Regions from separate parts of the Homo sapiens genome. Here region 2 is linked to region 1. Evidence: chromatin loops called from intact Hi-C (ENCODE). Cell type or tissue: ascending aorta. All regions are shown on one strand. Each heading gives the region's core, and the rest is flanking DNA. Links, peaks and the distances in the headings are about the cores only.

What was found. Peaks named below come from ENCODE experiments on the same cell type or tissue, not always from the same donor. Only the 100,000 strongest peaks of a DNase experiment are listed, where the experiment ranks them.
Region 2: a loop joins it to region 1, with 2.2 times the contacts of the local background. A loop is called at or near these places in 5 of 110 quality-filtered maps.

Annotation. Positions count from the first base shown.
Region 1 is chr3:72,098,600-72,102,987 of GRCh38, reverse strand. LINC00877 (long intergenic non-protein coding RNA 877) reads left to right here and starts at 2,533. Exons shown (of 7, transcript NR_104116.1): 1 at 2,533-2,819; 2 at 2,978-3,084. RefSeq lists an enhancer at 2,415-3,255. In ascending aorta, for the core only: no CTCF peak of the experiment used is centred there; a DNase peak (open chromatin) is centred at 2,047; H3K4me3 peaks cover 1,418 bases.
Region 2 is chr3:72,253,217-72,257,604 of GRCh38, reverse strand. No RefSeq gene overlaps it. Among named protein-coding and RNA genes, the nearest start is that of LINC00870, 100 kb to the right of the region's middle. In ascending aorta, for the core only: no CTCF peak of the experiment used is centred there; DNase peaks (open chromatin) are centred at 1,320 and 2,184.

The DNA of each region.
Region 1 (4,388 bases), core at 126-4,125:
AGGTCGAGACCAGCCTGGACAACATGGCAAAACCTTGTCTCTACTAAAAATACACAAATTAGCTGGGCATGGTGGCGGGGCACCTGCAATCCCAGCTACTCGGGAGGCTGAGGCACAAGAATTGCTTGAACCCGGGAGGCAGACAAAATCGCACTACTGCCCTCCAGCCTGGGTGACAGAGTGAAACTCTGTGAAAGAAGGAAAGAAAGAGAGAGAGAGAGAGAGAGAGGGAGGGAGGGAGGGAGGGAGGGAAGGAAGGAATCTGTTTGTGAGCAGAGCTGGACTGCGGGCTGGTGGAAAGAGGAATGCCTCTGGAACCAGCCCCCTGATGTAGAAGATGGTGTTGGCCCCCTATCTCCTGCCTTTGGCATTCACCATTGCTGTACGCAACACCAGCTTCTTACTGAAGAAACCTGTCACTCTGTCTGGGGCTGTCTCTGGCCACAGGAGCATGCTCAGTCCATGCACTGGCCAGGCTGGAAGTGCCTGGGGTTGTCCCCAAGAGCAGCCCCAACCAAAGATGAAGGGAATTGGGTAAATGCCCATGCTCCCTAGCCTCTGGGATGATGGCTCTGAGGCAGGTTCTATTCTGCAGTCTCCCCGTAGTCCCCAGTGGGAATGAGCTTCATTGCACACAGAGATGACCTGCTTGTGAACAAACTCTCACTCTACTTCCTTCCCTCCGTTTCACTTCCTCATCCCCCTACCAGTGCTCCCTAGGGCCACTTCCCTAATTAAGTGTATGCGCTCAAATATTTGCTTCCATGGGAACCAAATTACCTGGTTCAAATCCGTACTCTGCCACTGGCCAGCTGTGTCTTAGGAACATTACTCCACTCCCCTAAACTGCAGCATCCTTGGCTGGGATTGTGAGATGACAAAAGTAGAACAAACCTCACCAGACAGGTGTGAAAATTCCAGAAAATAGTCCGTGTCAATAGTTTAGAGCAGCATCTGGCAGTCAGCAGACACACAATAAATGCTAGTATTTTCTTATTTATTATAATTATTGCTTATTATTGATAGCCCCTGAGATTTCCTTGGCCAAGTTCAAGTCCATTCTGAGAGTTCTAAGCTCTCAAACTTCAGACTTCCTCCAGGTGAATCTCCCTGGTTGTTTCAGGGAATCTAATTCATTTATTCACTTAACATATCTTTAGCAAATATTGACTTAACACCTATTATGTCGAAGACACAGTGCGACGGGGGATATAAAAAATAAGATGAGGTCACGGTCTCCAGTGAGATAAATCGTATCCACACATAGCTACTGTCTAAGGCAAATGGTGATAAGTGCTCTTGTGTGTGTGCCAATAGAGCATAAAATGAGTTCAGAGGAGGGTGAAGAACATTGTGTGTGGTATGAAGGAGTATCGTTGGAGTTGGGTTTGGAAAGGGGTAGAACTTTCCACAGTTCCAAAGAGTTGATGGAGGGGAGAGGATACAATACATGGAGAGGGGGGAAGTGATAAACTCTAGGAGTTTGGCATCCCAGAGACAGCTCAACTATGTCTTAATGTGAGATCCCATAGATTGATGAGCCTCTATCTCTCAGAGCTAAGAGGACAGCGGATGCTCCCCCAAATTATTATTACCATTCCTGACACTTACATAGCACTTACCCTGCCCTAGGAACTACAGGGGATGTGCTACGTATGTTAACTGATTTAATCTTCACCTTCAGGGTCAGCACAACTATGATCTCCACTTGACAGATAAGAAAACTGAGGCTGGAGGGGTTAAATGTCTTGCTCCAGCTCCCGCGGAAGCTAAGTGCCTTTCACCTAATCCTGTGTGGTCTGGCTCCAGGGTTCACACTCTACACTGCCTCTCAAGTGTGGCACCTTTTCAGGAATTTAAGGGAATATGTTGCTGTGATGTTGACAGGGCTTGAGGAGAGACTGAAAGAAAGCCCTTCAGCCCCATAGAGGAAGTCCCCAGAGGATGGATGGTTCTGGAAGTTACGGGTTACCAGGACAACGCATCCCCTCAGCCTGGCCACGCCCCCCGGGCTCCCGCTCACTGGTTGCAAAACTCAGCTTTGCCCCTGCACGGAGTTTCCCTTCGCGGGGCCCGCTGGGGAAGCATCCGCGGCTTGTGGTGGCTGTGGTTTTGTGCCCAGGACTCACACGTAAAAGGAGCTCATTCGGAGGCAGGGGCACGCGCTTGTCCCCAGAACTCAAACCCCAGAGTCCCTCCGGTAGGTGGTACAGAGGCGAGTTTGATCCTAAACAAAACAGGGCAGGGTCTTCCTGTTTGTTTTCTTCCTCCAGCGGGGAGCAACAGCTGCTAATTGGATAGTGAAGTGACCGATTTATTATTCTCTTACCCGTGCTGAGCAGAGCTGTAGGAAATCTCCGGGACTGGGAGCAGCACAGGGGGGTATCTCGGGGTCTCTCTGAGAAGGAGTTGACAGTGGGGACCAAAGCTGCCGGCTGCCATGTTTTATTTGGCCTGCCCAGTGTTTAAAAAAAATGTTTTTAAATAGATGCTGACATTTTTAAAAGGGGAAGATTATACATACACTTCTACATCTCCGACTTGTGTCAAGAAATGGGAAGTTCTGGGCCCAGATCCCCATAAGTCAGCGATGAGGGGGGCCGAGCAGGGGCTGCCCGTTAGACGGCCGCAGAGTCCCAGCCCCCAGCCCTGCTCACCTTTCTTACCTCTCTGGCCCCGTCGGCATTTGAGCCTGGGACCCCAGACGAAAGGATACGCTTCCTTTTAGAACCCCTGCCAATCTGAGGACGGGGCCACCCCACAGACGCCGTGGCTCAGCAAGCAGACCAATGGCCGAGGAGTCTGGCAAGGGGCGCTTGGTGAGTGGGTTTAATGACAGATTAAGTTGCCCATTAGGAAGCCATTAGAACACAGCGTGATGCATCACTGGGTAAACGAGAGAGGCTGAAGTCAGAGACAGGATCTTGGAGCGCTTGATCCAATTTAATTCTTCTATTTTTTTTTTTTTAAACCCTAGGCAGATGAGAGTGGAGGTTGTAAATCACCCTCCATGCAATGGTTCATCATAAAGGATATGGAGCAAAATTAGAGGAGGCACGAGAAGGAAAGCCGGTGATGAACAAGGTAGGGGCTGCTGCGGCGTGATTGAAGACAGGCTGGGAACGCGGGAGAAGCCGCTGAAAACTGGCTTGGGCTGGAGGTCTGATTAAGGCATCCCAAGCCAGAAAAACCCAGAGCCCAGCCTTCTGCTTTGCCTTGGGGAGTAGGATGGGGGAATACGTGTGCAGAAAACTTTCTGAGACAGTGCCTCATAGTGCCATCTACATGGAATATGAAGTCAATCAGAATGTCTCTAAATCCTGGCTCTGTTGGGTTTTGGCTGTGTGACTTTGGGTAAGTTACTTAACCTCTCTGAGTCACATTTTCCACCTGTGTTAAAGGAGGTAATCACAGCAAATGCAAAGGGTGGTGCTGGATATCAGGGTGGGCACCTGCTAAGTGATGCTTTCTTCTGTTTAACGTTGTAAAAGATGTAAATGAGACGGTCCCCAAATGAGGGTAGATTTTACTCCCCTCTAGCTCAGGTGGCGCTTGTCGGGGAGATCAAGCAGTTTCTGTTCCTCCCTAGTAAAAGCAGGAAGGCTTTCCTGGGCGGGGTCCTCTGAGTGCTGGAAGAGGGGGAGGGTGTCCACTCAGTGAGGAGGCAGGAGGGCAGTCTTGCACACACTGGGCACCTCTGGGCCTCCAGCACTGGATGTCAGCTGTGCTTGTTGAATGGATGTGCTGCCCTCAAGCCCCAAATCTGTTCTCTGCCCTTCTCTATCCTCTCTGTGCCCTGGGACGCTGACCCTGGCAGTACCTCACCCAGTGTCTTTATCTGGGCTCTCCCAAAAGCAGAGCCCCAGAAAGGATGTGAGGGCAGCCTGTTTCTTGGGGAGCTTATGGTGAATGTGGAGCTCCCCATGCAGGCCCCCCTTCCAGGAGGGACTGATTGCCCCCCTGTTGGCTCCTTCAGGATTTGCCTCAACTACAGAGACAGCATGGAACACGCCCTCCTAGGCTGCCCACATCCTCATCTGCATGGGGGCACAGAAGCCTGGCCATTCATCCCATGGGAGACTCAGGACATGCTCCCAGCAACCTGATGGGCTGCCCAAGGCTTGGCTGATCCTGCATCCCTGCATCACATCTCAGCTTCTCCCTCTGCCCAAATCTACTTCCTCCCCATTCCTTTCACAGGCATTGATTCCCTGATAAACACCTTGCACCCCATATTCCATCTCAGAGTCTCCTTGCAGAGAACCCAACCTGTGGCAGAGCTGGTCTCAGGACTCGGAGCGAGGGAGCAGGGAAAGAGGACAGGAAAGCAGGGAGAGTCAATTTAAGGGTATGTTGTCTGAGACAAAGATTCTGCTAGGACCTCTGAG
Region 2 (4,388 bases), core at 301-4,300, 150 kb before region 1:
TACAGAGGGTGGAATAGTTTTGGCCATTTTTGCAAACAATCTGCTACACTTGTGAAATAATAGGCTCAAAATCACTTGGAAGAGCAGAAAGTCTTTACTGCAAAGAAAGATGCGAAGGGCAGAAAATCAGCTTAATCCCACAATCCCAAGGAACGCATTGAGAATGTATTTGTCTGTGTAATCCAGTCATTTCTCAGGCTCATGTAATGGTGTTTTGGGTGGAGTAGGAACCAGAATTTGAACGACCAGATGAACAGAATTAGATGAGAATCCTTTTTCTGGTTGTCTATTTGCAGCCTCTAAGAAGTGAAGTCTCCTGACTCATCCACATTTGAGTTTGGACATATGCTACTGGGACTAATGAATTTAGATAGCTTGGATGGTGGTCCAGTTTCGGGGACCCCCATGATGGGGGATGGTGTCTTTCGTGGTAAACAAGATATCTGACAGCATAAACAGCACAGGGAGGAGCTCTGGGTACTGTATAATGAATACAAGAAACTACCCTACCTCACAGTGGCATATGTGTTTTCTGGAAAGTCACAGCTGTCAACTGAAGGGGAGACATCTCTAAACTCAAATGCTTCAGGGGCTTAAGCAGCTTTGCTGTGTGACCCCTCTAAGTGAGTGTGATGCGGAGAGCATGTCATTCATTTCTTCCAGTTGATGATAGGACTTGCTGGCCACCGGGAGCTGGTGCCAGGAGAGATTTGGGTTTCTGGAGGATGGTGGATTTTCATCTCCAGCAGCACCAGCAAGGAAACAGCAGTTTCAGTGCAAAGAGCTGCGAAATCCCAGCCTTCCTAGCCTCATGGCACCTGGGTCTCTTTCACAGATACACGCAAGCAGTGTTGGAGCCGGAACTGGCCTCTAGAAATGTCGACCAGTTGTCATCCTCACCAGCAGACTACCGGAGTGTTTATTTCTCTTCTGCTTTCGCCAGCTCTGGACATTCTCACTAAAAAATAAAACAACAAATCCTGCATGGCTTTAAGAAGTCTCTTTATACATATGCATACATAGAAGCCGAAGGGTCCCGAAGCCATTCTGATTGGGCAACAATTTGGAAGACAAATGATGACAGCCACATTATGGGGCATGGCCAACCGACTGCCATCCTGCTTGAGAGGGTCCAGCAAGCTGCACACATTTGAATGTTCACTCGGGAGAGCGCTCCTCTCTTCCTCTTCAATTACCCAGCATGGTTACATGGTGCTTTTCACTCACCAAGCCCTGGAGGTTAATTACTCCACACGGTGCCTTTTACCAGCAGGAGGTGTGCCTTGGCAGTCCTCAGCCCTGCACGTGGCCTGCCCAGATGGGTGGCACATCCCGCCCTCGCTGGCTGCTGGGTTTCAGTTTGTTTTTGTTTATGTTGGCTCTGTTTCAACAGAGCCTACAGATGTGGTCAAACTGGAAAGGGGGTGGGGGACTAGAAGCAAAGGGGGGAAATAAAGGCGCCAATCATTTCTGATATCATCTGATCTGAGCAGAACTTTTTGAAGGGGGCAGTGAGAAAAGCCAGGCTTGGTCTGGGCCTCTGCTGCTTTCTATTTTCGGTCTCGTCTCCATCCCACCCAGAGAGTGGGAAGCCCAGGCACTGGGGCTCACCTTAAAGAGCCCGCGCAGAGCTTGCTCGAAGCAGCTCTGATTTCCAGGCCACAGGCAGGAACGGCTTGGCTCATTGGCCTCTTCTCCTCTTGGGGCTCCATGGGACTGGCTTAGTCCTAATGAGAGCTGGCAGACAGAGAGGAAGCAGGGTTGACAGAGAGCTGACTGCCCCTCCCCAGGCAGACTTTTCACCTGGCAGGTAAAAACCATCCCAATTAGCTGCCACAGCAAGGCTGAGCCTGGAGCTCACAGCCCATCCTGTCACCTGCCTTCCCTGGTGGCGGAAGCAGAAGCAAGACTGGGGGGCATGGTGGGTGGGTGGGGGGCTGTAGGCTGTGGGTGTGTGGGAGGACCCAGTTCCCGGAAGAGGCTGCACTTTCTCTGGGGTTTCCACAAAGCCCAGGAGATCTCTTCTGGGACAAACCCTTGCCCCAGCAGGCTTGGGGAGGGGCAATGAAAGAGTTAAGGCCCTCACTTCTTCACCCACCTCCCTGCTCCCCTATGACTGTTCCAGTGGCCCCCCCTTCCTTGTGGGGCTCCTGCGGCTTCCACAGGGAGCCAGGCAGGGCCCTGCCCTTGGCTACATCTGCCAAATGCAAATAGTTGCTAAAGTTATTTAGTGTGTCCTCACGGCTCCTTTTTGTCACTGGTGTTCCCTAGGCAACTGCTGCTGGAATGCAGTCAACTTCTAGAGGTTCTTCACAGGCAGGAATAGAAAATGGCTCTTGCTCACTTCTTGTTTGGGGGCTTCTCTGAGTGGATCCTTACATTGGGAACTAGAGTCCTTGTTTTTCTTATTTGAAAAGAGGACAGCGAGAGAAAGCTGACCAAACTGCCCTCTAGAAGTGGAGGAGGTGGAAATTCAGGGTCCCTTTGCTACTTTCGCTGGATGGAGGTGACCAGGGCTACAGAGAATGGCCTTCAACATGTTTATTTCCTTCTGCCAAGACCTTCCCACAGGAGCGACCTTCCCATAGAGCAAGAGAGGTTTCTCTCTTCTTTCTAAAGATTATACAGATCAGTCAACTTTATCTTAAAGCTATATTTCTCATATAAGCAAAACATTTCTTATAAAAAGTTGGAAAATACAGATAAAGTATAAAAAAGGGAAAAATCTCTATACACATTTCCCATAATCCCATCATCCACAGATGATCACTATTAACATTTTGATTACATGCTTATATTTGTATAGACGTCTTATACAAATTACCCCCAAACCCAATGGTTTTACAGCGGTTCTCAAACATTTTTGGTCTCAGGACACTTTTACACTTGTAAAGTCATTAAGGACCTCAAAGAACTTTTGCTAGGTCAGCTATATCTATCAATATTTACTGTATAGGAAATTAAAGCTGAGATAATTTTAGAATGAAGAATGCACACACATGTATTCTATTAACTGTCACAGCAATAATGTTATTACACATCATATAACCTATGGGAAAGTCCACTGTACACTCTTGAGAGTGAACAAGGCAAATAACATGTTAGTAGTATTAGCAAAAGAGTTTGGACTTTGCAGATCCTCTACTAGGGCCTCAGGGACTCCCCAGGAGTTCCCAGATCCCAGACCATGCTTTGAGAACTGCTGATTTTAAAACATTTAGAATTTGCTATTGCTTATGAGACCTCTGGTCAGCTGGAGGGCTCTTCTGATCTTGACTGAGCTCATTGGTGTATCTATAATCAAGTGTGACAGGTGAGTGGCTCTGCTGAACTTGGTGACTCCCTTATGTATTTGAGGGTTAGCTGGTTAGAGTCAGATCGAAGATGGCCTCAGTTGAGACTGCTAAGCTCTCCTCCATGGGGTCTCTCATCCTCCAGTAGGCTAGGCTGGGTTTGTGCACATGTCAATGTCAAGATTTTGAGAGCTGGAACAAGAGCAAGAGTGAGAAGGCAAGGTGGGTGGGGAGGGGGAAGAGAGAGAGTCTGAGAGAGAGAGAGAGAGAGAGAGAGAGAGTGCAGGAGTGCTCATGGCTTCTTGAGGTCTAAAGACAGGAGCACTGACTGTCAATTTCTCTATATTCTATTGACCAAAGTGACTCGCATGGCCAGGAGGTGCAAAATAGACTCTACCTCTTTTTGGGAATTGTGGCAAAGTCACATTATAAGGGGCATGGATAAGGGGAAGGGAATAATTGTGGCTATTTTTGCAGTCTACCACATACCTTATGTTTGCTTAATGGCTGCATTATTTTCCACTGAATGGACATGCTATAATTTATTCAGTCCTGATTGCTGGACATCAAGGTTGATTTTAATTTTCTCCTAATATGAATGAGGCTAGAATGAGCATTCTTGTGCATGAATTCCTAGAAGGGAAATTGTAGCAATAAAAGGTATGAGCTCTGTTAAGGTTCTCCATCCATTCTGCCAAATCTCTCTCCAGAGAGCCCGCACCAGTTTATGTTCTCACCAGCAAAGGAGGAGGAGACTGCCTGTTGAGAGACTGATTTCTGCAAGTGTGTGTGTGTGAAATCAATCACTTGTTAAAAACTGTTCTTTATGCCAAGTGTAGACAAGGCCTGTGGTCCTCAGTAATTAATTCTGCGGAGTGAAGAGCTACTCTTCAGCCTCCTTCACAGAAATGGCCACAGCTTGAAGAGACTGCTGGGGAGGAGGCTTGTTGGTAGACTGCTGGTTCTGAGTCCATCTATGGGCATCACTTTCCTTTCTAGACCCTCACTGGTCTTAAATAGTTATTTGTTAGAGATTCAAGATGCATCTCTTCCCAAGAGAACAAGAACTATCTTTTTTTTCTTAAAAAATAAAAA